Regions from separate parts of the Homo sapiens genome. Here region 2 is linked to region 1. The links are chromatin loops, found by intact Hi-C in ENCODE. Cell type or tissue: PC-3. All regions are shown on one strand. Links, peaks and the distances in the headings refer to the core of each region. The heading gives the core; the rest is flanking DNA. Region 1 overlaps ALCAM (activated leukocyte cell adhesion molecule). Region 2 overlaps LOC105374020 (a long non-coding RNA gene).

Region 1 (16,249 bases), core at 13,424-15,923:
CTGCCGGCCTGCTGGTGCCTGTCAATACATACCTCTTGACGTCCAGCTGCTCGTTTGTTCCCCCCACCTTCCCCCCGCCGATGTGCTGCTCCTCCAGACGACCACCTGTGTGTCTCTGCCTGCTAGGGTCTCAGGGTTTTTGTAGGCCCAGGATGGGGGCATGGCAGGCCAGGGTGGTCTTGGGAAATGCAACATTTGGGCAGGAAAACAAAAATGCCTGTCTTCACCTAGGTGTGGGGACACAGGCCTGGGGGTGGAGCCCTAGCCAGGGACCACGTCCCCCTCTACCCAGCTCTTCCCTTCCCCCTTCTGTATCATTTAAAGGGACCACGCTCTTCCCTACCCAGCACTTCCCTTCCATATCACTATCATTGTCCTCAATTTTACAGCTGGGAAACATTAGTGCATATTGGCTAAGTAACTCACTAGAAGTCACCTAGCTTATTAGTAGCAGAGCTGGATTCATCCTTACCAGGTCTGAGGCCAGAAACAATGCCTTAATTGCTACACTCTGCTGCTAATTATGTTTCATTTCTGTCTTCTAGATTTTTATCTCCTTGGAAGAGGTAGCTTATTTATATGTATATGTTGTATTAGACCGTCCTCTCATTGCTATAAAGAACTACCCGAGACTGAGTAATTTATAAAGAAAAGAGGTTTAATTGACTCAGTTCCACCAGCTGTACAGGGAACACAGCTGAGGAGGCCTCAGGAAACTTGCAATCGTGGCGGAAGGTGAAGAGGAACCAGGGACATCTTACATGGCCAGAGAAGGAGGAAGAGAGTGATGAGGAAGCTGCCACAGGCTTTTAAACCACCAGCTCTTATGAGAAGGCACTATCTTGAGAACAACAAGGGGGAAATCCACGCCCATAATCCAGTCACCTCCTACCAGGCCCCTCTTCCAGCATTGGGGATTATAATTAGACATGAGATTTGTGCAGGAACACAAATCCAAATCATATCATATGCCCAGCAGGAGTATAGTATCTGGACATTTTAGCCAATCAATAGCTTTATGTCCAATTTATCTGAATTAATACGAATCAGAGCCTTTTAGATTAAGGAAATTTTATTTTTAAAAATAAAAATATTTTCACAGAAAAACATTCTTAGAAAAAATATTGAAGACTGTTTGGCACAGATCAGTAATAAATAACTTATTAAATTCTAATCAGATGTTTAGCATATATCTTTTACAGTCTTTGGATTATATCAACAATATTAGATAAAGATATAACCTACACTATTCTTCAGATATATTTAATTTTTTTCATTTTCAAAAGATTTTATTGGCTTTCCCACAGAAATCATTATAAATATTCTCATAGCTACAAAGGCTTTAGAACAAATAGAAAATTTCCATAACTTTATCTTTCTGAAGTATAATTGTGTTGAAGTATGATCAGCGATTTTTATTGATCTTATGTGTTTACCTTGGTGACTGTTAAATAAGATTTTGTATTGGAAATTTTCTTTGTTGAACAGCTCCCTGTTTTTAAAATTAGAAACACAAATTTATGGATTTCTACATAACAAACTCTCTAAAATGATACTCTTTACCTAAGAAGTATGTAATATATGCCTGTTAATTAAACATGTACTAATAGTTATATTTGCATGTTGAGGCTTCCTGCAATTCACAAAACATAAAGAAAATGTTTTAAATTGATTCTAGGGGTGGTGTTCTTATTAGCTGTTGTAAATACACAGAGAGGTAGAATTGTAGCTGAAGAACACACACTTATAGCATATTTTTGTAGGACTCAGGTGGGAATGAACTTGAAAATTACCATTGGATTTTCAGACAGTAATACAAAGTATTTCAGTCTTTTCCATGTGGTTTGTTTGTTTGGTTTCCAATTAATTACTTCCTGGGGGAAGCATTGGGAGTTGTTTCAGTTATAGATTCATAACAAAATGAGATTCATAAACTAAATACATGATATAATCTGAAGCCCTGCTAGGACTCTTACAGCTCGTCTTTATAACCTAGTATTCCTTTAATGAGTAGGAACAGTGAACTTTTTTTTAAACCCAAATGACACTATTGTCTTTAAAAGCTGTTAAAAATAGCAGAGCCAAAGACGTAATATTATAATATTCAGTTAGGGGAATTTTGAGTGTCATTATCTCCCTAAGCAGTAACCATGAACAAATTATCAAAGCCATTGTCTCTTTTAAAATGGAAAGATGAACCAAATGTATTAGCACCTCAGTGGGATTGGGAATATGTGAAAAACATAATCATAAAACAGCAATTGCTAAGCCTCTACTCAAGACACTCTTGTTCATCAGAGGTTTTGGTGCTGTTGGAAAGTCAGCACCTGCTGAAATCTGCCTGGGGATTCAGCTGCCTAGACTGGAATCACCTCTGCTAATGGATGCCAAAGCTTTGCCCTTGAAGATGTTTGTGTCCTTCCCTCTCCCTATACCAGTGGAATTTAGATGAGACTGTCTAAATGTAGAATATATTGCATAGGCTGAAGAAATTGTGTGTATCACTTGTTTTTAATTAATAGACTATTTTTATCTGTTCTTAGTTTATGGAAAAATTTGAGTGGAAAGTAAAGAGCTCCTATATAGGCCCGCAATTCCCTGCCTCCCCACCCCCTTGCCCCTAGTTTCCCCTATTATTAACATCTTTGCATTAGTGTGGTACATTTGTTGCAATTGGTGAGCCGATGTTGATACATTATTATTGACTATAGTCCCTAGCTTACATTAGATTTTCCTGTTGTGTTGTACATTTTATGGGTTTCGACAAACACTTAATAATGTTTATTCATTATCATATCAGAATAATTTCACTGCCCTAAAAATGTCCTGTTCTCCGTCTATTCATTCTTTCCTCCCTCCCTTGAGACCCTGGCAACCACTGGTCTCTTTACTATCTCCATAGTTTTGCCTTTTCCAGAATGGCATATAGTTGGAATCATACAGTATTTAGCCTTTTCAGACTGGCTTCTTTTACTTCGCAGTATGCATTTCAGGTCCCTTCGTGTTTTTTTCATGGCTTGCTGGCTCATTTCTTTTTATTGCTAAATAATATTTCATTGTCTGGATTACCACAATTTTTTCATTCATCTGTTGAAGGACATCTTGTCCAAGTTTTAGAAGTTATAAGTAAAGCTTGTATAAACATTCTTGTTCAGGTTTTTGTGTGGACATAAACTTGCAACTCATTTGAAAAGTCGTTAATTGTGAAAAGTGTTTTTGACAGAGAGGAAAGACACAGGTCTTTAAGTTAGAAAGACTTTAATCTCAACCTTGCCATTTTAGTCATTCAGTACGTTTTTATTGGAGGTCTACTGTGCTACCCCTGCCGTTTTTGGTGTTAGAAATGCATATAGGGCTCCTCTGCCTGTAACCTGAGTGCCCCACCTACATTAAAAAGCCTCATTAGACTTCTGGTTCCTGATCTGAAAGATGCCTATCTTCTTGAATATTCATGATTTTCTATTTTATTTTGAAAATTAGAACAGCTGCCACGGACAGGACTTGTATTTCCTGGGAGCAAGTGCCAAATTGCTACATAGCATCCCATTGAGAAAGAAGTGATAAAATGTGTTAGTTCATTTTCTTTCTAGTCCTTCTAACCTATATGTTTTTTAAAATATTTGTCTAAATATGAAAAGCATTTTAATACTTTCCAAAACAATATTCTTGAATTATCCACAATATAAAATGAAATAAGGACATGGAATCATTTTTTGTATATCTAATAGTGATGAGAATTGGACTTGAGCTGAGAATTCATTTTGAGCTCTATCTCCATCACATACTGGCTTCGTGATATTGGCTTATTCTCTTGACTTTGCAGGGAGAACAGTTTCCTATTGGTAAAATGAAGGATAATAATATTTGTTCATCATACAGGTTTCTTTGCTTATCATACAGGACTTTTGTGAAGCCCAAATGCAAAAATGTACAATGTATATAAAAGAATGTTGCAAACTATAAAACACCATAAAAACATTCAGTATTATTACCAATTGCTTTAATGTATTTCTAGGTCTATTTAATCTTTTATTGTATATATTTAATCTATACAACATGAGGTTTTGATATACATATGCCTTGTGAAATGATGACTACAGTTAAGCAAATCAACATATCACTCTCCTCACATAGTTATCATTTTTTGTGTGTGATGAGAGTACCTGAAATCCACTCTCTTAGAAAATTTCTACTATACAGTACACTATTATTAACCACAGTCATCATGCTGTACTTTACATTTCTAGTTGTGTCCTATACAGTTGTAACTTTGTAGCCTTTGACCAACATCTCCCCACTTCTGACATCTTCCCACCCCTGGTAATCACCATCCACTCTCTGTTTCTGTGTATTTGCCTTTTCTAGATTCCACATATAAGTATGATTATGTAGCATTTGTCTTTCTTTGGCTTATTTCAATTAGCATAATGTTCTCCAGGTTCCTCTGTGTTGTCACAAATGGCAGGGTCTCCTTTGTTGAGGCTGAGTAATATTTTATTGTGTTTGTATCTATATAGACAATTTATTTATCCTTTCATCCATAAATAGACACTTTGGTTGTGTCCATATCTTGGCTATTGTGAATAATGCTGCAGTGAACAGGGGAGTACAGGCATCTCAGTATTGATTCCTTTCTTTTAGGCATATACCCAGAAGTGGGATTGCTGGATTATCTGGTAGTTCTATTTTAACTTTTTGAGGAACCTTCACACCGTTTTTCATAATTGCTGTACCAATTTACATTGCCACCAAGAGCGTACAAGGATTTCCTTTTCTCTACATCCTCATCAATACTTGGTATCTCTTGTTTTTTCAATAAGAACCATCTTAACAGGCATGAGATGATATGTCATTGTGATTTTGATTTAATTTCCCTAATGATGAGTGATGTTGAGTACCTTTTCATATATCTATTGGCTAATTATATGTCTTCTTTGGAAAAATGCCTATTCAGGTCATGTGCCTGTTTTTTTTATCTGCTTCTCTGTGGGTTTTGTTTTGTTTACTACTAAGTTTTATGAATTCCTTACATATTTTGGATATCAACCCTTTATCAGGTATATGGTTTGCAAATATTTTCTCCCTATTCATAGGCTGACTTTTTATTTTGCTGGTTGTTTCCTCTGCTGTGTAGAAGCTTTTTAGTTTAATATAGTCTTACCTGCGTATTTTAATTTTGTTGCCTGTGCTTTTGGTGTCTTATCCAAAAAAATTATTGCCAAGTCCAATGTCAAAGAGCTTTTCCCCTATGCATTCTTCTAAAAGCTTTAAGGTTTGTCTTACATTTAAGTCTTTAATCAATGTTAAACTCATTTTTTGTATATTTTTTATTTTTAATTTAACTAACCCCTTACTAAATTGGGGTGGGATTTTTTCATCACATCAGTACTGAAATCTTTATTTTCTGGAATTTCATAGTCTACTAATGTCAGTGGGTCAATACGGTTATGATCTGCCTAATTTCCTCCAGATGTTAGGATCCTCTGAAAAGCAGATGTCAAAATGGATTTAACATACAAAGAATGTATTAGGAAAAACACCTATGCAAGAAAAAATGAGGAAGAAGATGGGGGTGGTCGGTGTGGAGAATAAGCATACCGCAGAGTAAAGATGGTCCCAAGTGAAAGGGAGAGGATATGAAGGTTGGGTGGAAGCGTTCTAGACTGTCATGCAGTCTAAGGAAGGTTCATCAGGGAATCGGGGTATCCGTGAGCTATAATCAGCCCTCATAGGAGTCTCTTGTAACCAAGAAACTTGCCTGTCTTAGTATACTTGTTGCATTCAATTATTAGCTGGGAACAGCTGGTAAAAGTGTAACCTTAGCACAAATCTGGTAATAGACAGAATGTGGCAGTTGGGTAAGTTATGTTCCCAGCAGTTGGAGATCTATGAGGAACATTTTCATGTCCACTAGACTTCACAGAGACTTTTTTCCCTAAATAATAAACAAAAGTGATGAACCACTTATTTAATAATGTTTTACTAAGGATGTGAAGAGGAGAAGCAGAGACAAGTGAGACAGAATGCAAATATTACCAAGTGTGGGAAACCATCTGAGAGCAGGCACATTCCCAGAAGAGGGGTTCATGTCAGGGTTTAGTAACACTGTCCTCATGTTCGAGTTCCTGTGTAATCAGTCTACAGGTGCCATTGACCTGCTGTAAGAACTTGTTTTCCTTATCCAGTGTTTTTGTTTATGTTTTACCACCTTGTTTGTGATAGCTAGTCTTCCAAAAATTCTTCTGGGCGGTGCATTTAACCATTTCCTAAATTGCAGAATAAATATAAGACATTAAAAAACTACATTTGGCCTCTGGGATATAAAATGAAGTTTTCAAAGAGTTAAAATCTTTGGGAGTACTGGAAAATTTCAAAACGGGAGGCACCTTCAGATGCAGATTTCATACCCTTAGAAATGATAAAACTACCTTTCAATACAGCTTCCTATATTTCTCATCTCTACTCATTGCCTTCCTAAATTATCTTGTTCTTTTTCCCATCTTTCCTCCCACTCTTCAATTAAGAAGAATGACTGTCAGGAAAAATGGAACACATGAAAAGTTATTGTTAAAATATTAATAGATGTCAGTATGACTCTCTAAGTTCATGCATTCCAGAGTTACCCCACTGGGCTACCATTGTGGGCAAGCTACAATGAGCATGACTCTCCATTCTCACTCAGTCCTTGAGGTGACACACCATCTCTTAAGGCAGAAAGATGATTTTATCTTCAGATAGCAGATTATACTGATTTCCCAAGTGTATGTGACTATTTGTTTTATTTTTAATTTCCTCTTTCCTGTGCTTTTAGTCTCCTTCAAAAATTTATCTTGGACAAACATTCCATCTCTCCTTTCTCCTCAAAGCTAGAAAACTAGATCTTATAGTAAGCTGACTTCAGTTCTTAAAGAAAGGACAAAATGCCATAGAAAGCCGTAATATTCTTCCTATGACCTTAACTTATATTGCAACCCCTCCAGGGAGCTGTCAATTAAAAGCATGGAATTTACACAAATCTAAGTCTCGGAAATCAGCCAGCAAGCTGCACCAAATATGTGGAAAAATCTATTAAATAGCTTTTTAACCTTTACTACTTACCATGTTTGATTGTACAAATCTATATCCTCAGGAGACATAGGCAATGCTAATTGTGATTCATGTGAAGAAAAGAGCAAAAAGGTATTTCAACTGATATAAACATTTTTCAGTATGAGGTTAGATACTTAATGTGGAATATACCAGAAGCTAGCATACCGGACTAGATCACTCAACCAATTCAGAAGCAGAAATCTACTACTCTGCTCATTTAGTAGCCCTAATAATCCACTTTTTTATCCCTGGTAATTCACTACCTCAATTATAACACAGCATTTTCTAAGTCTGTAATTCTAATACTATTGAATATTACTTTAAAAGCTAAAGCAATACAGTTCATGTAAGCTATTATTAACAGATGCTTTCTGTGAAAACAATGATGATCTTATTGGCTAAAAGTCTTTGTGATATATTTTTTCTAAAGCATTTTGAGGGATATTAAAGCATTAGAAACTTTTGGTTTTGGAGTTTGGTAGTGTTATCAAAGATAGCTTTGATTTTCTCAAATCAAGAGATCTTTTTGTTGTCATGACATTAAACTATTTGCAGAAAACAAATTTAATAATGTCACAATAACTGTGAGTTCTTTCTGAAGACAGACTTCATTCTAAACTCCAAATTTTCCATTACTTCAGATGATTCAATTAAGATCCTTTGGGAAGCATTATGCCTGCCTTTCTGTTGAAATGTTTTTACGAATGCAGTACACTCTTCTTCTTGCTAAAATAGGTGAATTGTATTCATAATTTCAATACAACTTATGTGGTAAAATGCACAGGAAAGTGTAATTTTTCTCCATTTAAGTAGAACTGATACTCTGAAATAGTTAAACTTAGATTTTCATGCTCAGAAAATGTACAGAGCAATAGAATCTAAATATATTCATCTGTCCTTTGCATTACTTAGCCTGAATTAATATAACTAATATTTCAAATATAAGTTTCTACATCTCCAGTTAAGCTAGTTCCCAAATGAAGTCAACAGGATCAGAATCTAGACTAAATTGAAGAAAATTTAGTTCTTTAGCAAGAATTAAATTGAGAAAATGAATCAGGGGAGAGGGGAGCAGAAGGAAAATCATACTTTGCTAGTTATTTTTATTGTATTGACTAATTATCTGAGTGAAGGACTCTACTTATATGAGCACCTTAAGGACTCAGCCTCAAATCCTAATTAGAAGTATAATAGTAGGAAATAGTCAACTTTCGGAACTTCAGTTAACACAAATTATTAATTACATACATGTTTTTGAGCAAAATATATAGTATAAAGAAAAACATACTTAAACATTTCTCCTGTTTAGTCCTCCTTACTATGAAAATCTACTTTAAAACAAAATAGAGGCGATTGTTCTTTTTACACACAAAATCTAGATTTTTTTGGTTCATTGTATTCTTTCTGCCTATCCCCCCCAAAGCACCCCCTTCCCACGCATACAGAGCATGAAGTATTTTTAAATGTTTTTTATTTAAGTTTATCACCACTTAAGGGCCTGTGCCTTACTTAGCATGTTGGCATAGACCCCATAGCCTGGCCAAAAATACTCATCATTTAGGAATGATGACTTGGTAACACAGGGGTTTCATTGTGGACAAGTATGTGGAATCTCAGTCTCCTGCTCAGAAAAAAGAATGTGAGGATCATTGCCAAGGAAACCCTAAAGCCCAGTGCTTTTAGTGACATTTCAAATGTAAGTCTAGATCTGTGTACTTTTTTCCATCTATATTATATTCCATTAAAATGTTTTTAAAGCAAAAATAGCTTTTGGGGGGACAATTTTAAGAGGGGACAATTTTGGGGGAACACTAATCTCAAATCACCACAGTGCTCCCCTCTCACTACCCTGTAGCTGTATTCCCTAAAATTTCAAAGAATAGTATAGTAGATGCCTTAAAGTTCATTCCTGGATCTCAAGTTAAGAAATGCTAATGAGTGCAGTAGAATCTGCATATATTCTGATTTAAAATTCATGAGGCAACTCAAAAAATAAAAATAAGGTTTCACAACTTCAGTCAATTCTGTTGCTTTTTGATCATTTCTAAATAAGATTTTTGCTTATAATTTAAAAATGGCCCCAAAAGGAATCCAAATGCTAGTGTTGATGCTGAAAGTAAAGAGAAAATAGAGATCTAACATTTTATTGCATTTTATTAGAGAAATTTTATGTGCGCTTATGAATTTGGGAAAACTGCCAGTCTTAGGACATGTTCCTTATGAAGATCAAAGATCTACTCTGTAGAAATTGTTATAATAAAAATTGAGTTTGCCCAAAGAGAGAAAACCAAGCGTCACTCAGTGCTTCTCATGCACTGTGCTATTGAGGTAGTTCCTATCTTCCCATCTATAGAAACCTCAATTCAGTGATGAGGTCAAATGAAATTTCCTCCAAGAAGCTTTTACCAATATCCTCAATCTCATTGCTGGGATTCCTTTCTATACAGTCCCACAGCATTTGGTTTACCAACCCAAAACCTCACACTGATTTCATCTTGTTTCTTAAGGAAAAGGCCTCTGTATTTTACTTATACATTTTCTTCACAAAGCACACCTAAAACTTGCCCTGTAGCAGGTGTCCAATAAATATTTGATGCATGATTGAATGATTCGATGATTTTTGAGATAGGCCTTAAAGGAAACATAGGAATCTGAACAGAGTAGATGGGGCCAAGGAACCATAAAATTAGGTAGAGATGGGGTAAAGCCTAAACTAATTGGGAGAAACTGTGACGTATCCAGCCCCATAGATCATTTCATGCTTGTAGAATAACAAACTATCAGGCTAAGGTAAATTAAGAAGGTAATTTTCTGCACAGCAATGTAAATATCGATAGTGTATTTTTAAAACTTTATTGTTTGTGTAATTCTTTTCTATGACATAATATGGATTATTATATTGGCTTATTGTTTAATAAAAAGATAAATATTTAGAGCATTAAATTATATCAAACTTGGAAGTAAAATAAAGAGTACCTATCTTAAAACATAATCCTGGGTACTACTAGTAGTTTATAATTTAGTAACATGGGCATTTTCCCTCTGAAGATTATTCCACAGTGGCAAGTGGTGGGGGGAGGAGGAAGGAATAATTACTATTTATCTTATTTGTAGGCCTCACTCAATTATATCTACATTATAATGTATAACACTTGAGAAAGGCAATGCAGAAAATGAATTTTGAATAAACATATCCCTACTTCAGATGCAGCAGACCCAAATTGGCCTCTAACTACCCCCATTTGTTGAAGGAAAATTAACAAAGAAAAAGAAACGAGAAAAAGCCCTTCTTTCTATTTCACAAAATGACATTAGATTTCATCAGGTAACTTCTCTAACTCAGCATCCCTTCCAAATTACTTGGCAGTTATAGCCCTTTGTATCTCACACACACACACATGCACAAATGCACACACAGAGAACTTACTTTATATACCTCATGACCTTGATGAGAATCTTAAACTCTTGTTTATACAATAAAGTATGGGAGAAGCTGAGAGATAAGATAACTCCATGTGATTGAATCATAAAATCTCAGGTTTGAAAAAAATACCTTTTTCACTCTATCAGTAGAACTATGATATTTTATCAGTCTTTGTCATTTTTGTAAAAAGATTGGGAATCCACTTCCTGAAGTCAGGAATTAATCCCTCATTGTGATTTAATATGTTTCTGTGTGGCAAACAAATTTGATAATAACCAGATACTATCATGTATCATTCTGCTTCTATCCCTTAGCTTGTGTTCAGTGATTATTTAGTCCTATGCTAAGATTCTATTTTTCCAAAAATTCCTTTATTGGAAACCCAGTTTAATCACATGTGAGAAACCAATGGCTGAAGGTTTAAACAAGTGATTCTGATTTGCATAAGGTTTGGTGGGCAATTTTGCCTCCCAATGGGTATTTGTCATGCCTGGAGACTTTTTGGCTGTCATAACTGGGGGAAGAGTGGTGCTGTCATCTAATGGGTAGAGGCAAGGCTACTGCTAAACATCCTGTAATATACACAGCAAAGCACTCTCACGATAAAGACTTATTTGGTCCAATAGTGACCAGGTTGAGAAACACCGCTATAAACTAGTGTTACAAAATATTTGCATTTTCTTTAGAGTTGTACATATCCTAATTCATTAGTGAAACAAATAGGAGCATTAGCATGTCTGTCAAAATTAGTAAAAAAATATGAAAGTAATTTCTAAGGATAAACTTCTCATTTCTATCTGCCTCCTCAGGGACAGTTCATTTGTTCAAATAAGTCTCTGTAAAATTTTTGTGAAACCGGCATTTAGTTCTTATAAGTTCTGAGTCCATTGTAGTTGCAGTTAACCCTTTTATGACACTTAGCAGAGCTAGAGCTCAAAACTTCTTTTACGGATGATGATGCTATTAATGTATTGGTTCAATAAATAATAATTAACCAGGCTAAATTACAGCATGTGAAAATAGACTGTCTAATTCTCATTCTATTTTCTGTATTATTTGATGTTCTTCTGCTTGAAATGTGGTAGCAGATTCTGAATTTTAATCTACCTCAATTCAAATGTCTATATGTCAGGAATGCAAAGAGAATGATTCCTCTGAATTTGGCAGTTAGTTTTATGGAAAAAAGCATTTGTCACCAAAATGGCCAAAATTACATTTTTATTATTTCAATTAGAAATAAAATGTTTACCTAACTTCAAAACATTACCAGAGTCTGTTTTCAGTGCCTCTTTTAAATCATTTTCTATACAAAACATATTACTGTAACTAGCTTATATTTTATCGTCACTTGCCTGAGATTCTATATATCAGAATTACTTCTTTAAGAGATTTTTCTTTTCCTGTGCTCACCGCATTGAATTTCCATTAATACTTCTATGTAACCTTTGTAATTCTATTGTTCTTTACCTTTGGTTAATAACCTTTTATTTAAAAATGCCTAAATAATTACACACTGCTTCTCAAGTATGACACATTTTATATCGTATTGTATGTTAAGACATTTTAATAGCAACAGTAATAATAAGTCATAAAATGTCTTAAATTTATAAACACATTTAATACAGAAGGTTCTAGTCCAATTTAAAGTTTCTTTTGACCTGTGCTTATACACACAGCCATAACACATACAGAACACACTTATACATTCCCACATTGGTTTACACTTGACATTTAGCCTCTTTCAGGAAGGATGTCACAGGCATTCTCTATGTCCAGTAGTGCCCGATAATCTCTAGGCTACAAAACCATGAATAATTTAACTAACAAATATTACAGGGAGAAAATTGCAAGGGAATTCTAGTAAGCTAAACTCAATTTTTAGACTTGGCAATTCAAAGATAAAAAGCTGTTTCTTCTATGAAAAATGTAAACAGAATCATTCGAGTTGACAGGTACTTTGGGTCTCACTGGCACTTCATCTCAAAGATTAAGATATCACTAGAAATTAGGACGTAATTTATCACCAAATCACCATGGTCTTTGTAGCGACTTTATCCCTAGGGGGCGCGAGATGTTAGCTCTCCCACAGATGCAAGCCTTCAGTCCTTCTGTCAGATGAACTTGGGAGTCAGTATACTCTCACAAGAAGAGAGAAGTTGATTATTATAGCAAACTTGAAAATTGATTCTAAAATAAGCACGATTATGGCTTCTAACATGCCATCCAACTTACTGCCACTCATTCTGCCCTAGGCCTTATGTCTGTAATTGTTGGCTTTTTACCTACTGCCCTCTGTCTAGTGTGGTATCTTATTTCTTTGTGTTCGTCCTGCTCTTCAAAGTTCTTTCCTGGCTGAGGATTTGGATTTGGATTTGGAGCTGTCATTAAAAGACACCATTCATGAATTTCCAATACTTGAATAAACAACTTTTACTTTACGGTCATCACAAGTGAAGAAAGGGACATTTCATGATATCATTTGCAAATTAGGGAGCACAAGTAATCAATCTTTAATTTCTCTTTAAAGGGAAGGGAAAATGTTCTCTCTTGTCATTCCATCTGTGAATTCCTATAAAATGTGTTTGCTGTTTGTTTCTCCTCAAGACAGAGCTTGCCACCCAAAATCAAAATCCAAGTTCTCTACACATCCAAGATAAGATATGAATGGCTTTAGAGTATGTGGCAGAAATGAGAATTCTCAAAATTCCAGTGTTGTCAACTGCTCTCTGATTTTCCAAAATGTTAGTTTGATAACCAAAATGGAAAGAACTCCAGAGTCATTTTAGTAGGTGCCCATTAGATGCTAGGCGTTGTTTCTGGAGATACAAAGCTTAAAAATACATGATCTCTTCCCTGTTCTGATTGTGCTTTCATCATGCCAATACACTATGTATTTGAAATTCATAGAGCTTTAAGACTCATTATAAAATATTATGTATATGTAGCACATTAAAGTTCTATAGAGAAGAGAAAAGAAAAATGGTCTGTGAGAAAGGGCAAAGCATTAAATTCTTGGAAAAGGAATTTTCTTATTTCCCTTTACCTGGCAAAGGATTCACTTCATTGGTACCTAAGCTCTGTAAACTGTTTTCACTCCTTGGCCAATCATGAAAACACTGTTAGTTGCCAAAGGAAGGTATGATTTCAAATAATAGGAGACAATTACAGGTGCATGCCCTGACATAAATTAAGGTATAGAGATGGATCCTCTCAAAATTATTACATATTCAAGTGCCTTGTTATAAGCTGATGAAAAAACAAAATATGAAATTACAAAATGGTTTCCTTGGCTTTGCAGACCTCTACCTGTGAAGTGTATGAACAAGACTTAATACACACAGCAGAAATTCCACATTTAGGAGCCAAATATCACAGAGAACAAGTAATGTCATGTGCAATAAAGCAATTTCCTAAATGTTATTAGTCTGCATGTCTGCAGCCACCTGTCTAAAGCTCCTTTATTTTTATTTTAACAAAGTTGAATAAAAAAATTTCTTCATTTACAGTCTTATGCTTGGTTTGATGTTAAAAGGGATTATAATTGCAGTATAGAGAACACAAAACAATTTTAAAATTATAGAGATAAATTTTTATTATGAGACTGAACATATGATAAGCAATTTGAAGTAAACCTCATGTCTCAAGTAGTAAATGAAAATGCATTCTCACTTTGCATATTTGGTATTCTGTCTTAACAATGTTAAAAATGCTGAAAACTAGTTGTTATGTTGCATATTTACATGAAGTGTGTGTTCTTTGTTATGTTTCTGTTCACTGGGGCAAAATTCTTAACCTTAAATGAAATTTTGGTATACATGGTGATTGATAGATAACAGTCGAAAGATGGTATCCTCCCAGTCCTGTTTCTTCAGAAAGTCAGAAGATGGTTTTATTTATGTGTTGCAGATTGCCGTCGCTTTGCATTTTAGCACCACCTGGTGGACAAAATATCATTTGTTTTTTTCTCTACTGTTTAAAGTAGCCCCTTCACACTCTATACCCGATTATGATACACCTTAATAGACATTCAGCTGTGTAAGTTCTAAATTTTAAAGATTGTTGTAAATAAACTAAGGTTAAAAAATTGAAATGTTTCCCAAGTACTATAACCAATTTAAATGCCTGGGTTTTTTTAACCTTCATAAATATATCCAGATTTGAATAATGCTTTTCATTCATATGCAAAAATTGCTTCTTTCCACATTTTAATTTTTTATTGTTTATATTTTTTCTTAATATAGAATTAAATAAGATGAGGCAGTTTTCTGTATGTACAAAATTGTGGTTTAAATTATATTGTCTTCCAAAAATTCACATAATCACTTTGTAAATAGCACTTTATGAAGCATGTTCATACTATAAATTCTTACTATGCTAATATTTTATACAAAATTAAATTAGTATTTTAATTTATACTACTACAAAATAAGCCACTTTCCCCTTATAAATAAAATTCAGTTGTGGTCTTATGTGTATTAATTCTCAGTTTTTAATAGTTTTTTGAATTTTACAGAAGAAAAATTTGATAATATTTTCAAATGAAAAACACAAATATAGTTAAAGCTAGTTTTGAGAATTTTAATCATGTTAGTCTTTGTGTAGTCCCACATTTCTATAAAATATGGTGGAAATTATTTCTATGAAATACAGTAAAGAAGATAATTCATCTGCAGATTCCACGATGTTCCTTTGGAATACACCACTTACCTGTTCTCTAGTAAAATTGGAGATCTGCAAATTTTGATTGTGTGATAGTCAAGGATTCAAACATTCAGTAGCTAAATAGAAAGGTGGTAATTTTTAAATGGAAAATATATTCTAGTCTCATACCTTTTGTATACCATTTAAAATAAAACTATAGCAGATGACAACCTTCATCGACATGCATCTTGAAGTTATTTGTCATTTCAAGAAAGCATTTAAAATTTTGTTCTCTCTCTCTTTCTCTCTTCTTCCTTTTTTTTTTTCCCCCAAAGGCCTTGGATGGTATACTGTAAATTCAGCATATGGAGATACCATTATCATACCTTGCCGACTTGACGTACCTCAGAATCTCATGTTTGGCAAATGGAAATATGTAAGTGTGACCTACCTGGGACTTGGTTAATTGCCCTTGTTCTTTTAAATAAAATTCTTTCTGTGAGTAACTGTGAATTTCAAATTAACCTAAATGCAATATTAAACTGTGAGTACAAATGTAGGAAGGTAAAATTGTGTGGAATATGGCAAAAAAATAATTCCTATCTTACATAACAAATGATATTTTAAAATAAAGCCAATAAACACATAGTTCTTAGAATGTATTAGTCTGAAAGATTCCACCTTAAGTGTTAGAGGCAAAGAAAAAAGCAGAGTTCCAGAATAAATCAGTGGATTATAGGACAGACCTCAGTGGAGGATGGCAACCTTTCTTCATTTGTTCATGTTCTACTTGATGTGGTTATTGCAAAGACAAGATATATCAGTAGATAGAGCCTTAGACAGTCTTTCGGAATTAATCATCAGTATTACAAGCTTGATTCTGGCATTTAGCCTTAAAAATGTGTTGATGCTATAGGTCTTTTTTATATTTAACGGTGTTGATTTTTTCCCATATTTCTTGCAGATAGTAAAATCAAATCTTCTCAGGTATGAAGGTACAAGTGGGTCTGAAAATGGAGGGTAGAGATCCTGGTAGGGAGATGTGGAATGGCTATGTAACTTTGAGTAATAAAATGTCTCAATTTAATTAATCAA
Region 2 (16,249 bases), core at 6,658-9,157, 1.1 Mb before region 1:
ATTTAGTTTTTGCATAATTGTCGTATTCTCATCTAATCAAAGATCAGACCTTCTAAAGACTTAATTCAACAACATGGCTGACCATGGCCCAAATAGAACAAAAAGCCAAAGGAAAGATAAATTCTGTCTTTACTTGACTGAGACATAAATCTGCTCCTACCCTCAGATATCTGTGCTCCTAGTTCTCTGGCTTTTGTTTTTAGACCAGGAGTTATACCGATGCTCCCCACTCCTTCAGTTCTCAGGCCTTCAAACTTGGACTGAATTACAGCACTGGCTTTCAAGTTTCTCCAGCTTGCAGATGGTAGGTCACGGAACTTCTTGGCCTCCATCATCACGTGAGCCAATTTCTATGATAACCTTCCTCCTATTTATATCTGTATTTATCTCTGTATCTATATACCTTTACATCTATATCTAGCTATGTCCTATTGTTTCTGTTTCTACAGAGAACCCTGACTCATACACACTTCCATGGCCTTGTCACTGATTTTGTTTACTACTTCTCCTCTTGTTCAGTGCAGTCCAGTAACACTGGCTTTATTACTGTTCTTTCAACGATCCAGGCATTCATTTCTCTCAGGGACTTTGCACTTGCTCCTCTTGTTCAGTAGAATACCTTTCTCCTTTATAAAAACAGATTTTTATTTTTTCTGTCCTTTCTCCAAGTTACTGTTCTCAAAAAGGCTTTCCCAACATGCCCTCCTGGTCTTTTCTTCATACTACTTAGTGCATATTGATTGACATCCTCTGCATTTTTTCTCTTTATTTTTATCTTTCTCTCTCTAAAACATAAGATTCACAAAAAAGGAGAGTCTGTGTGTGTTGTTATCCCTCAATAACAGGATCTGCCATGTAGGCAGCCTGCAAAAAATATTTCTTGAATGTATGATTTATTATTTTACTATATTTTTGATTATTATTCATCAGAATTCTTTACCAAATATTAGTTTTGTGTGCTGTAGAACTTCATGTAAATCTTTAAAACTCAGAAAATATTCTTTTGAATCTGGCTTCTTTCACTCCGCATATTTTTGATATCTGTTTACATTGTTGAATATATTAGTAGCTCACGTATATTGGTGAGTACCATTACTTTGCAGGAATATACTACATTATATCTATCCAATGTCCTGTTGAAAAAGAAGAATATTTTGTTTCTAGCTTGGGTGTACTGTGAATAAAACTTCAAGGAGCATTTAGCATGCAGTAGTCTAGTCATGTATATCCATTTATCTTGGAAAGGAAAATAACTATTGCATAAGATATTGCCAAAATTATTTCCAAAGTGGTACCACTGCACATTAGCATTTTGCATATCTAGCAACATTTAGGAGTTTGGTTGCTTCAAAACATCACCAAAATTGGTATTTTTACTTTTATTCATTTTAAAGTATATGAATCACATTGGATTATAATTTGCATTGTTAAAATAAAAAAAGAGGCTCACTTTTCATTTTCATACAATTTTTGTAAAACATATTATACGAAGAGACTACACAAGTATCCTGTACATTTTTATTGGATTGTTTGCCTTTTTATTATCAAATACTTTGAGGAGTACTTTATGTATTCTGGATGTAAGTCATTTATCAAAATATGTATTAATAGTGCTGTCTCCAAAAATGTGGCTTGCCTACACATTTTCCTAGAAATGACATTGAAAAAGCATGACTTTAATCTTATTATTTTAAGTCAAATTTATCATTCATTTCTTTTATGGTTAGTATTTTTTTGCATCTTGATTAATAACTTATTTCCTACCCCAAGGTTGCAGGATATTATTCTTCAATTTCTTCTAGAGATGTTATATTTTAGCTTTCACGTTTAGGTTTATTGCATACTTCAAATTAATTTTCATGTACATGTGAGGTATGGATTGAGATTTATCCTTCAACCCCTACCACCACCACCACCCATGGATAGTTTTTCTATTACTATTTTAAAATAATATTTTTTTCCTATAGATTTGCCTTGGCAACTTTGTTACAAACCAAATGACCAGAAATATAGGTCTATTTCTCAACTCTATTCTCTTTTGCTGTCACTTTGTTTATTCATAGATTCTTACTGCAATGTCTTGATTAATGTAACTTTATAGTAGATTAAACTCTGGTGGTGGTATTATTCATCTAGCTCCTCCTTTTTATAGATTTATTTGACTATTCATTTGAATTTGACTAATCATTCATTTAAATTTTTGTAATTAGCTTGTTAATTTTGGGAAAGAAGTGTGTTAAGGCTTTATGGGAATTATGTTAAATCTATGAAGTAATTCACAGAGATTTGACATCTTAACCAATTTAGAGTTTTTAATTCCATGAACATAGTATACACCTTCTTTACATTGGGTTTTCTATAGTATCTCTTCAGATGATTTGTAGTTTTCCATGTATAGGTTTTGCACATTCTATGTCAACTATTTTCCAATGACCAGAAATTGTTATTTTATATACATTTTCCAGTTTTATAGCAGCCTAAGTTAGAGGACTTGTCTAGACCAGTGATTCCAGTTTGGCTGAAATCAATGGTTCTTTTTTAAAAAACAATTTACATTAAAGTTAGCTTTTCACCCATTTTTTTGTTTCATTTGTATCTATATTTGTTTTACCTCTCTGTAAGACACTGACGTCTTTTATACATTACTTGCTATATTAAATACAATCCTTGTTTTCCTCTCAGTTTCTTTATAGCATATTCTATATGGAAGTAGTACCCACGTTAAAAAATGATTTAATTACTAATTTTCTAGTACTCTTATTGAGCTCCCAGAGGCAGCTGATGTTTGAGTTGATGTTTAGAGACCTGCATAGCATGTATATCTCATATACAAAACCTAAACTTCATACTAAAATGCCATAATGTGAGTCTTAATATCTGATCCTATGGACCTTAAAACTCCTTGATATAGCTATATCCATTTATTGACTTCCTATATCTATTTTTCCAAAATCAAGAGCACATACTGAGCCTGACTTGTATTTAATCCACAAAGTACATATTCAGTATGTATTCATTTAATTAAATAATTAATATTTTGTTTGATAGAAATTATTGATTAAATTACAAATCCTTATATTTCACACATTTCTTCTAATATTAGAATTCAAAATCATTAGGTATGTACTCTAGATTTCTTTTAATTGTAACATATTTTGTATAAGTTGTCAAAAGGAAATAACAGTCAGTAAGTTTCACAAGTATTGGAATAATTTTTTCCATTCTAAGGAGACAAAATACTTCCAAAATATCTATATTAATTTCACATATAAAATTCTCCTTTTTCCTCAGCAGTAGAGCTCACTAAACAACATAAAAAGAGATTAATTTGTGTACAAACAATTGGCTTTGTCTTGATAAATTTTCTAGATCAACTGATTCTATGTATAGCAATTTAAACAGCGAATTCTATGCTGTTTAAATTGACACAATTTCATATGCAGAAAATTGAAACTGGACCCCTTCCTTACACCTTGTGTAAAATTAACTCAAGATGGATTAAAGACTTAAATGTAAAACCCAAAACTATAAAAACCCTAGAAGAATATCTAGGCAATACCATTCAGGACACAGGCACGGGCAAAGATTTCATGATGAAAATGTCAAAAGCAATTGCAACAAAGGCAAAAATTGGCAAATGAGATCTAATGAAACTAAAAAGTTTATGCACAGCAAAAGAAATTATTATCAGATTGAACAGGCAACCTACAGAATGGGAGAAAATTTTTGCAATCTCTCCATCTGAAAAGGTCTAATATCCAGAATCTACAAGGAACTTAAACAAATTTACAAAAAAAAAAAAAAAAAAAAAAAAAAAAAAAACCATTAAAAAGTGGGCAAAGAACATGAACAGACACTTCTCAAAATAAGATATTTATGTGGCCAATAAACATATGAAAAAAACTCAACCTCTCTGATCATTAGAAAACTGCAAATGAAAACCACAATGAGATACCATCTCACACCTATCAGAATGGTGATTATTAAAAAGTCAAGAAACAACGAACACTGGTGAGGCTGTGGAGAAATGGGAATACTTTTACACTGTTGGTGGTAATGTAAATTAATTCAACCATTGTGGAAGACAGTGTGGCAATTCCTCAAAAACCTAGAACCAGAAAGACCATTTGACAAAGCAATCCCATTACTAGGTATATACTAAGAGGAATATAAATTATTCTACTATAAAGATACATGCACGTGTATGTTCATTGCAGCACTATTCGCAATAGCAAAGACATGGAATCAACCTAAATGCTTATCAATGATAGATTGGATTAAGAAAATATGCTACATATACACCATGGAATATTATCCAGCCATAAAAAGGAATGAGATCATGTTTTATACAGGGACATACATGGAGCTGGAAAGCCATCATCCTCCACAAACTAACACAGGATCAGAAAACCAAACGCTGCATGTTCTCACTTATAAGTGGGAGCTGAACAATGAGAACGCATGTACACAGGGAGGAGAACAATACACACTGGATCCTGTAAAGGGGGCAGAGTGAGGGAGAGCATCAGGATAAATAGTGAATGCGTGTGGGGCTTAATACCTACATGATGGGTTGATCAGTGCAGCAAACCACCATGGCACACATTTACCTATGTAACAAACCCGCATGTCATGCACATGTATCTCAGAACTTAAAATAAAATTAATTAATTAATTTTTAAATTGGCATGGTCTTTTCCTCTGAGCATTATTCTAAAATTGCCATACGAAAATTTGTTAGATCAGAAAATGTAGAGGATTGAGGTAAAGTCCAACAAAGTGAGCCAGCACTTGTTAGATTTCTTCCCCTTATTTCTTGAAAGTTTGCACAGTTGTGGCTAACTAAATATATATATATATATATATATATATATATATATATATATATATATATATGCTTGTGTTAATTGAAAAATATTTAAATAAATTAAAATATTTTCTTATTTAGAAAAATATTATATTGTCAGTGACATTGTTCATAACTGTCAAAAGTTGAAAATACAAAGGTCTTTATATAAATGCTGAGCGACAACAATGAAAGTCACAGGAAACAACACAAAGGAAATGTATTTTAAGTAATTTTTTTAAAATCTGATTTCCATATTTGTGCCTAGTTCCTGGTTTCACTCTAGTGCCCAGGCTAGAGTGCGGTGTTGAGCTCATAGCTCACTGCAGCCTTAAGTTCCTGGGCTCAAGTGATCCTCCTGCCTCAGCTTCCCAAGTATGTAGCAACACAGGCACTCACCACTACAACTGGCTAATTTTATTTTATTTTTTGTAGAGATGTAGTCTTGCTATGTTGCCCAGGCTGGTCTTGAACTCCTGGCCTTAAGCAATCCTACCTTGGCCTCCCAAAGCATTGGGATTGCAGGTATGAACCACTTTGCTCAGATTACTTTAAGTAATTTTTTTTCTAACCATTTTACCTTTACCTCATAAATTTAGTAACATCAATACTATCAGATATATAAATATGTTTTAAAATGTGGAATTATTTTGCAGCAAAACAAGGGTCATTAAGTTAAAACAGTTAGTCCTTTTTAAAAAAGGTGGTGTTGAAAACAATTACTGTGATAACAAATTTCAAGGACTACAAACACCTGGATAATATGTGACTTTCAGCAACGCTGCTGCTTCTTGTTGGTCAATGAACAATCACTTAACGGAAGGTTATCGGCAGTAGAAAATGAAATCTGTATTATCTCGACTTATTTAGTGACATTTAAAAAATAAGCCAATACGAATAGAATCACAAAGAATTAATGGGGAAGAATTAGTGTTAGAGCTTTGAAATTTTAAGCAAATGTGACAGATGTATCTCTCTCTCTTTTTCTTTCTCTTTTTTTCTCTCTCTCTGTATCAGTCTGTTTGTGCAGCTATGGCAAAATACCTGAGAGTGAGCAACTTATAAACAATAGAAATTTATTTCTCACAGTTCTGGAGGCTGAGAAGTTCAAGATGAAGGCCCTGGCACGTTTAGTATCTGGTGAGAAATTAGTCCTTGCTTCCAGGATTGTGCCTTAGTGTTTCATCGAAAGGCAGAAATGCAAAAGGGCCTAAGCTAATGTATCCAGGCCTCCTATAAGACACTAATCTATTCGGAAGGACATTACTTTCATGACTTGATCATCTCCTGGCCCCACCTCTTAATGCCACTACAATGGGGATTAAATTTCAACATGAATTTTGGAGGGGACCCATTCAAACCACAGCATTCTCTTTTTCTCTCTGCTTGCCCTTGCTCTCATTATTTCTCTCTCTCTCTCTCTATATATATATATATGTATAAATGTGTATATATATGTATATGTATATGTATATATAACAACTTACCTAAGCTGAAGTAAAAAAAAAAATTCTCTATCAATGTCCTTTAGTTCTGAGTGGATAGTACCAAGTATCTAGTCCATTGAATTTAGTTTTGCTATTTATTCTATGATCACTTCTTTGCATGTTAATGTATATTTTGAATTCTAATATCAAAGTTATGCTTTCAGTGTATTTGAAAATTTATCTGTTTTCCATATTCGTGCCTAGTTCCTAGTTATAATATCTTTAGATTGAAGCATATTCATAGAAATTGCAATGAAAAACTTAGAGTACATTTTTGCTTGTTAATTTTTTTTATGATTGAATCATGGAGATTGCTACCATTATATTTGCTTGGTTGGTGGCATTTTAAGAGAATAATGAAATATTTCTGGACAAATAGTTTATAAGACAGAGACTGCATAGAAAACCCCTACCTGATTCCTGATATTTAAAGTCAGTACAGAGATTCTTAACTTTCTATGCATGGACAACTAAGATCAACATGGAAAGTTTCACTGTCAACAAACTCTTTGAAATTTGAAGTTCTTTTATTCTAAAGAGAAAATTTGTGTTACCACATTTTCAAAGACCTGTGCCAAAAAATATCTAAGAATCACTACTCTAGTCACATGTTCTATCCTATCTTTTGAATCAAGTAGCTTACCAGCACTTTTAAATAATTTTAAATTATTCTTGTTATAATAGAAAAGTCTAAGTATTGCAAAAGACTGCTAGAAATTTTGCAGAGACTCTGCTTGTGTTACTTTGTTTTACTCTCTAAGGTAAAAGCCTGTAATTGGGCCCAACTTACCAAGTTACATGTAACCTAAATTTTGGAGCAGATTTAATTCCCTGACATATACCAGGGTACAGATAAGTAGTGTCAAAGAGTATAAACCCAGATGGCTAAATCCAGAATCATATGAGGCTTTACAGCACAAGAAACTAAATCTGGAAGCTTATTTATGTATGAACTTAATTACAAATACAAGAAATATTTAACCTAAACCACAGAATTTGATGGAAGTGCATTAATATAGGCTATGAGGTGGTTATGTAACTGAGAAACTCAACTAACAAAAAGAAAAAGAAAAAAAAGGGTGAGGTAATGACAGATATTCATTCAGTAAGTCTTCGATAACAGAATTTTTAGAAAAAAAATCCTTATTCTATTGGCTTAATAGATTGCTTTGTCAGAAGAATTTAAATGGGAGGTGAAAGAGCTACTCTTAAAAAATAGTTAGATCATAATGTAATAGTAGGATATACAACACACGGAGGTGAAACTGGAAGGCAAGGTGGGCAGAAGAAACATTATAAATATGCCTAAGGAAAAGGAACTTAATGAAAATTGGTAGTGGCTCTCTGGCCAGCATAGAAAAAGTTATTTTTTAAAAAGGAAGAGCTCGAGAGAAAGTTATGAATTCTCATGGGGAAAAAAATATTCCCTTCACTTGTCAGGATTAGAAGGACTATTTGATGCAAAGCCACAAGTTGAGAGCTGGCTAAGAAGTCCGTGATGACTTCATAGCTCATAAATTCTCAGAAGGCAGCAACTATAGCAGATCAGAGTACAAGCATGAAGCAATAGGCGGGTGGTGAAGAGACAGCTGCTCTTCCAGAATGTAATAGGATTTTCAGCCCCTTTCTAAGATCCATTGCCTCCTATGTGGGAAAAAAAGGAAAAAGAAGGATGCACTGATAAAAAATTGTCCAGTGCCAGCCTTAAGGAGTCCGGAGTCCATTTACTTTCTGGAATACTGAACAGACAGGGATAGTTAAATTTGCATCAAAGGCAGCATATAACCAGAAGGTTCCATAGGTGAGTGAGAGGATTCAGCCTTGCAAAGGCTGTGACTGCCCAGGAAACTGCTGTATCTTTCTGTGAAGTACAGTTAGTGCTTATTTTGGGTGAAAACTGGTGTTTACAGTGAGAGAGAATATTCCTGATTCTATTACAGTTGTAATATTGCTAAGTGTAGAAGCAAGTAAGAATTTGACAGATAGACATGAACATAGAAAGCTGAGAGACAGGATTTTGAAATCATAGGGCAATATAACTTGTTTTACTTTCTACCATACACCTAAACTACAGTGAGATTTTCCTGAAAGCTTTTATCCTAGAGAAGTCAATCTTCTATTTTAACTTCAAATAAAGAGCTGTAACAGATTTACCAACTGGGATTTCAACTTTAACGTTGTTGACATTTTAGTCAAGATAACTCTTCACTATAGGGATTCTCCTGTGCATACTAGTAGCAGGCTCTCCCCTCATTGTAGAAATGTTCCCTGCAGGACAAAACTGCCTTGATGAGAAACCCTGCATTATGCAAATGGAATTTGGCAATGGCTGGAGGCATTTTTGGTTGTCACAGCTGGAGGTTGGAGGTATGCCACAAATATCTAGTGAATAGAAGAGATTCTGCTAACTGAACAAAGAATTATCCAGTTAAACATGTAAATATTGCTGAGATCCAGAAACCCTACTTTAGCATAATAAAAGTAAAATCCTCTTCATTGAGAGTAGATCTTTGTGAGCAAGCACCTTTCTAAAAAAATATATAAAACAAACAAGCATACTTTGTGAGGTTTAGCAGAGTAAAATACTAAAAAATCAAAATTGGATTCTAATATTATCACCACATCAAAAACAAACCCTGAGAATATCAAACATAAAAAAAATATAGAAGATAAAATTATATGAAATAATAGAATTTTGTGAGGTCTCGCCTTAATTAAACAAGACTCACACAAAACTTTTCAAAATGATGCAGAAGGAGAAGATATGATTAGATTTTTCAAGTGTAAAGAAACCAAGGTGGAATTACTATTAGCTTCCATCTTCTTAGTGAACAGCTATAGGAAGTGTGGAGGGAAAAAATTTGAAAATGCAAATTCTTTTAAATGCTTGAAGTGAAAGGGTACAGCTTCTTCCTCATCCATTTCAGTGGCTCTGGAGAATATCTCTGGCACACTGCTCAATGTTATCTAAAGACATTACAGAGATTGAGTTTCCGGAAATGAGTTTTAAAAGTTTGGCAGAAATATTTTGCACTAATTTTGTGAAAATGTATACTGGGTGTGTGACAGCAAGGGAGTTATGGGATTCAGCCAACAGAGGACCCAGAAAACTGATGCTGCTTAAAACATCCCCTCCTCCCCTAAAGAATGTTGACCAGATTGTAGAGAACACAAACAATCCCTTTAAGCAGAGAGTAAATAGATTAAGAAAACAGCCAGATAGCCTAACATGCCATAAGTGACTTTTTTTCCTCCTTTCTCTTTCCCTTTTCTTCTCATGGTAGAAAAGACTAGAGAGGCTTGCAACACAAGCTGGAAGATCTACCACATCTTGCTGCTGCCCAAGACCGCCCCTTTATCTTTCTATGCAAGTTTTTACTGAATAAATCTTTGACCACCTACCAACCTGGAGAAGTCTGCCTCTTTGTTTGGTCTGAGCTTTCCTTCTACTTATTGGGGGCAGTTCTTGGTTGTGGCAGGGGGTTTTCCCAGCAACTGTGTAAACCAGAAGTATTAGGTTGGTGCAAAAGTAATTGTGGTTTTTGCCATTACTTTTAATACAAGGCACTAAATCAAGTGTTGAAATAAAAAACAGCCTAAATAACTGAACTTTGTTTCAGAATCTTTGGTCGATGACCTGATGAAAGTGACTAATTTTCAAACATATCATGAGAGGTCTGTTCTAAAAATTTCAGATGATCTGAGTTTTTTATTTATTTATTTTATTTTATTTTATTTTATTTTATTTTATTTTATGTTCCAGGATACATGTGCAAGACATGCAGATTTGTTACATAGGTAAATGTGTGCCATGGTGGTTGCTGCACTTATCAACCCATCCCCTAGGTAAGCCCCCATGCGTTAGCTATTTATCCTCATGTCTTCCTCTCCCCACAACCCCTGAGTTTTTAACTCAACTGTCAGACACTCTCTAGCTAAATATCTTCAGCAGGTTAGTCACCTTATCTGAACCACAATTCTCAAATCTGCAAAACAGTGATATAAAAACATGCCCTCCCTACTGAAATATAATTTTATTTAAACAAAATATGTAAATACAGTTGTTCCTTTGTATTTATAAGGGATTGGTTCCAAGACTCCCTCAGATAACAAAATCCTAGGATGCTCAAGTCCCTCATATAAAATGGCATAGTATGTATTTCATGCGTGTCTGTGTGAAGAGACCACCAAACAGGCTTTGTGTGAGCAACATGGCTGTTTATTTCACCTGGGTGCAGGCGGGCTGAGTCTGAAAAGAGAGTCAGCAAAGGGAGATAGGGGTGGGGCCGTTTTATAGGATTTGGGAAGGTAATGGAAAATTACAGTCAAAGGGGGTTGTTTTCTGGTGGGCAGGGGTGGGGGTCACAAGGTGCTCAGTGGGGGAGCTTCTGAGTCAGGAGAAGGAAATTCACAGGGTTAATCACTCAGTTAAGGTGGGGCAGGAACAAATCACAATGGTGGAATGTCATCAGTTAAGGCGGGGCAGGGCCTTTTCACTTCTTTTGTGATTCTTCAGTTACTTCAGGCCATCTGGGCTTATACATGCAAGTCACAGGTGATGTGATGGCTTGGCTTGGGCTCAGAGGCCTGACATTCCTGACTTCTTATATTAATAAGAAAAATAAAACAAAATAGTGTTGAAGTGTTGGGGCAGTGAAAATTTTGGGGGGTGGTATGGAGAGAGAATGGGCAATGTTTCTCAGGGCTGCTTCGAGTGGGATTAGGGGCGGCGTGGGAACCTAGAGTGGGAGAGATTAAGCTGAAGGAAGATTTTGTGGTAAGGGGTGATATTGTGGGGTTGTTAGAAGAAACATGTGTTGTATAGAATGATTGATGATGGCCTGGATACGGTTTTGTATGAATTGAAAAACTAAATGGAATAAGAGAAGGAGAAAAACAGGTATAAAAGGTCTAAGAATTGGGAGGACCTAGGGCATCTGATTAGAGAGTGCCTAAGGAGATTCAGCATAGTCCTGCCAGCAAAGATTATTTATTTACTTCAAGAGTTTAGAGTGGCAGTTTGGGGATAGCACCAGGAGATATCAGCAGCTGTGATGGCTTGGAGAAACAGTGTAAACCTGCAGTGTAAACAAGAGCAGGGCATGTATGAGTAGTTGAGAATGGTGAATAAGAGTATGACTAGACAAAAGATAGTAGGGATGACAAGTTTTTTTGGGGCACAGTCTAAGTTGGTCTGGTGTCAAATGAGACTGGGGCCTAATAAAAAGGAGCATCTATACAGGAGCTTAAATGGGCTGTACCTTGTAGCATTCTGAGGACAGGCCTGAATTCTGAGAAGCGAAAGTGGTAAAAGTATTGTCCAGTCCTTTTTAAGTTGGTGGCTGAGCTTGGTGAGGTGTGTTTTTAAAAGACCTTTAGTCCGTTCTACTTTTCTTGAAGACGGAGGACCGTAAGGGATATAAAGGTTTCACTGAATACTAAGAGCCTGAAAAACTGCTTGACTAATAAAGGCGGTCTGTTATCAGACTGTATAGAGGTGGGAAGGCTAAACTGAGGAATTATGTTTGACAGGAGGGAAGAAATGACTGTGGTGGCCTTCTTAGACCCTGTAGGAAAGGCCTTTACTTATTCAGTGAAAGTGTCTATTTAGACTAAGAGGTATTTTAGTTTCCTGACTCGGGGCATGTTGAGTAAAGCTAATTTGCCAGTCCTGGGTGGGGCAAATCCTCGAGCTTGATGTGTAGGGAAGGGAGGGGGCCTGAATAATCCCTGAGGAGTAGTAGAATAGCAGATGGAACACTGAGAAGTTATTTCCTTGAGGATAGATTTCCACGATGGAAAGGAAATGAGAGGTTCTGAGAGGCGGGCTAGTGGCTTGTACTATAGCATAGCCTGCCTTTGCTGGTGTGTGGCGATTAGGCCTGGTGGAACTGCCATCAATAAATCAAGCGTGATCAGGGTTGAGGAACAGGAAAGAAGGAAATATGGGGAAATGGGGTGAATATCAGGTGGATCAGAGAGATACAGTCATGGGCATCAGGTGTGGTATCAGGAATAATGTGAGAGGCCAGATTGAAGTCCAGGCCAGGAACAATGGTAATTGTGGGACTTAAAGCATGAGTACAGCTGAAGGAGCCGGGGAGCAGAAAGTATGTGTCAGGTATGAGGAAGAAAATAGATTTTGGAAGTTATGAGAAATGTAGAGAGTGAGTTGAGCATAGTTTGTGATTTTTAGGGCCTCTAACAGTATTAAAGCAGCAGCAGCTGCTGCACGCAGACATGAGGGCTAGGCTAAAACAGTAAGGTCAAGTTGTTTGGACAGAAAGGCTACATGGTGTGCTCCTGGCTCTTGTGTAAGAATTCTGACCACACTAACCATGCCTAGGAAGGAAAGGAGTTGTTCTTTTATAAGGGATTGAGGTTTGGGAGATTAATCGGACACGATCAGCAGGGAGAGCACATGTGTTTTTATGAGAATTATGCTGAGATAGGTAACGGATGAGGATGAAATTTGGGCTTGACTGAAGTAATAGGGGCTGTCTGTGAAGCCTTGCGGCAGTACAGCCCAGGTAATTTGCTGAGCCTAATGGGTGTCAGGGTCAGTCTAAGTAAAGGCAAAGAGAGGCTGGGATGAAGGGTGCAGAGGAATAGTAAAGAAAGCATGTTTGAGATCCAGAACAGAATAATGGGTAGTAGAGGGAGGTATTGAGGATAGGAGAGTATATGGGTTTGGCACCATGGGGTGGCTAGGCAAAACAATTTGGTTGATAAGGCGCAGATCCTGAACTAACTTGTAAGGCTTCTCTGGTTTTAGGACAGGTAAAATGGGGGAATTGTAAGGAGAGTTTATAGGTTTTAAAAGGCCATGCTGTAGCAGGCAAATGATAACAGGCTTTAATCTTTTTAAAGCATGCTGCGGGATGGGATATTGGCGTTGAGTGGGGTAAGGGTGATTAGGTTTTAATGAGATGGTAAGGGGTGCATGATCGGTCACCAAGGAGGGAGTAGAGGTATCTTATACTTGTGGGTTAAGGTGGGGGGATACAAGAGGAGGACGCAAAGGAGGCTTTGGACTGGGAAGAAGGGTGGCAATGAGATATAGCTGTAGTCCAGGAATAGTCAGGGAAGCAGATAATTTAGTTAAAGTGTCTCAGCCTAATAAGGGAACTGGGCAGGTGGGGATAACTAAAAAGGATTGCTTAAAAGAGTATTGTCTAAGTTGGCACCAGAGTTGGGGAGTTTTAAGAGGTTTAGAAGCCTGGCCATCAATACACATAACAGTTATGGAGGCAAGGGAAACAGGCCCTTGAAAAGAAGGTAATGTGGAGTGGGTAGCCTCCGTATTGATTAAGAAGAGGACAGGCTTACCTTCCACTGTGAGAGTTACCCGAAGCTCGGCGTCCGTGATGGTCTAGGGGGCTCACGAGGCGATCGGGCAGTGTCAGTCTTCAGCTGCTAAGCCGAGAAGATCTGGGAAGGAGTCAGTCAGAGGGCCTTGGGCCATTGTTCCAGGGGCTCTGGGAGTGGCTGCCAGGTGAGTTGAACAGTCCAATTTTCAGTGGGGTCCCACACAGATGGGACGCGGCTTAGGAGGAATCCTGGGCTGCGGGCATTCCTTGGCTCAGTGGCCAGCTTTCCGGCACGTGTAGCAAGCTCTTGGGGGAGGAGGTTCTGGAGGAACGCCTGGCTGCTGCGGATCAGGCGTTTGGAAGTTCTTGTGTGCTGGAGATTTGGCTGGGGTTTGTCTCACAGTGGAGGCCAGGAATTGCAACTTTTTTCTGTTATTGTACACCTTGAAGGTGAGGTTAATTAAGTCCTGTTGTGGGGTTTGAGGGCCAGATTCCAATTTTTGGAGTTTTATTTAATGTCAGGAGCAGATTGGGTAATAAAATGTATATTGAGAATAAGACGGCCTTTTGACATTTTAGGGTCTAGGGCTGTAAAGCGTCTCAGGGTTGCTGCCAAACGAGCCATGAACTGGGCTGGATTTTTATATTTGATGAAAAAGAGCCTAAACGCTTCTGATTTGGGATAAAGAAAAAGGAGCATTAACCTTGACTAAGCCTTTGGCTCCAGCCACCTTTTTAAGAGGAAATTGCTGGGCAGGTGGAGGAGGGCTAGTCACGGAACGAAACTGTAAGTCGGACCAGGTGTGAGGAGGGGAGGTGATAAAAAGATTATAGGGTGGAGGAGCAGAGGCTGAGGAAGAATTGGGACCTAGCTTCGCCTGGCGAGGAGCAGCCTGGGGAGGAAGGGAGAGGTCAGATGGGTCTGTAGAAAAGGAAGATTAGAAAGACTCAGTGACGCTTGGCGTTGGTACTGAGGGGACAGGCAGGAGGGAAAGAAGGAAGATTTGGGACGAGTCGCACTGGGCACAGAGACTAGGAAGGGACTGATGTGTAAAAGAATCTGGACGTCAGGCACCTCAGACTGTTTGCCTATTTTATGACAAGAATTATTTAGATTTTGCAGGATGGAAAAATTCAAAGTGTCATTTTCTGGCTATTTGGAACTACTGTCAAGTTTGTATTGGGGTCAAGCGGCATTGCAGAAGAAAATCAGGCATTTAGGTTTTAGGTCAGGTGTGAGTTGAAGAGGTTTTAAATTTTTGAGAACACAGGCCAAGGGAGTAGAAGGAGGAATGGAGGGTGGAAGTTTGCTCATAGTGAAAGAAGCAAGCCTAGAGAAAAGAGAGAGTAGAGAAATGGAGAGAAGGGGTTCGGGGGTTCTTACCTTCCAGAAAAGTGGGAAAAGGGGTTGGGGCACAGAGATAAGAGGTCGGGGTGTGGAAATAAGGGATTGGGGCACAGAGATATAAGAGGTTGGGGAGCGGAAATAAGGGATTGGGGTGCAGAGATACGAGGTTGGGGCATGGAAATAAGAGATTGGGACACAGAGATAAGAGGTCGGGTTGCGGAAATAACGGATTGGGGCACAGAGATAAGAGGTTGGGGTGTGGAAATAAGTGATTGGGGCACAGAGATAAGAGGTTGGGGTGCAGAAACAAGGGATTGGGGGTTCTTGCCCCATAGAAAAGCGGGACTTGCCGCTAAGGGTGAAGGAGAAGGGGTTGAGGGGTACTTGCCCCTCTCCCAGAAAAGCAGAGAAGGAGGAGAGACAAAGAGAAGGGGTTGAGGTACTTGCCCCTTCCCCAGAAAAGCGGGACTTGCCGCTAAGGGTGAAGGACCAAGGCAGGCGTCCCTGCATGGTCTGACACCCTTGAAACGCGGGTGTATAATCAGAGAGGCATCCCTGCAATGATTAAACACCAAGGGAAGGCTGCCTTCCCAGTCCGTGACCGGCGCCGGAGTTTTGGGTCCACAGATAAAATGTGTCTCCTTTGTCTCTCCCAGAAAATGAAAGGAATTGAAATTAAGAGAAGGGAGAGATTGAAGAGTGGAAAGGAGAAAGTGGTTGAGGGACAGTGAGAGAGGTTGGAGAAGAGAGTAAGAAGAGGCCGCTTACCCAATTTAAAATTGGTGAGATGTTCCTTACGCTGGTGGGTCTGAGGACCCGAGGTCATAGGTGGGTCTTTTTCACGGAGCAAAGAGCAGGAGGACAGGGGATTGATCTCCCAAGGGAGGTCCCCCGATCTGAGTCACGGCACCAAATTTCATATGTATCCGTGTGAAAAGACCACCAAACAGGCTTTGTGTGAGCAACATGGCTGTTTATTTCACCTGGGAGCAGGCGGGCTGAGTCCGAAAAGAGAGTCAGGGAAGGGGAGATAGGGGTGGGGCCGTTTTATAGGATTTGGGAAGGTAATGGAAAATTACAGTCAAAGGGGATTGTTTTCTGGTGGGCAGGGGTGGGGGTCACAAGGTGCTCAGTGGGGGAGCTTCTGAGTCAGGAGAAGGAAATTCACAGGGTTAATCACTCAGTTAAGGTGGGGCAGGAACAAATCACAATGGTGGAATGTCATCAGTTAAGGCGGGGCAGGGCCTTTTCACTTCTT

The links. Peaks named below come from ENCODE experiments on the same cell type or tissue, not always from the same donor. Only the 100,000 strongest peaks of a DNase experiment are listed, where the experiment ranks them.
Region 2: a loop joins it to region 1, with 2.9 times the contacts of the local background. A loop is called at or near these places in 1 of 110 quality-filtered maps.

What each region holds. Positions count from the first base shown.
Region 1 is chr3:105,504,578-105,520,826 of GRCh38, forward strand. ALCAM (activated leukocyte cell adhesion molecule) reads left to right here. Exons shown (of 16, transcript NM_001627.4): 2 at 15,490-15,590. Among named protein-coding and RNA genes, the nearest start is that of ALCAM, 150 kb to the left of the region's middle. RefSeq lists enhancers at 1-83, 84-614. In PC-3, for the core only: a CTCF peak has its summit at 14,449 (motif pointing left); a DNase peak (open chromatin) is centred at 14,434.
Region 2 is chr3:104,429,436-104,445,684 of GRCh38, forward strand. All of the region lies in intron 1 of LOC105374020 (a long non-coding RNA gene), which reads right to left. Among named protein-coding and RNA genes, the nearest start is that of MIR548AB, 910 kb to the left of the region's middle. RefSeq lists an enhancer at 15,681-16,249. In PC-3, for the core only: no CTCF peak of the experiment used is centred there; DNase peaks (open chromatin) are centred at 7,866 and 8,666; H3K4me3 peaks cover 2,500 bases; H3K27ac peaks cover 1,916 bases.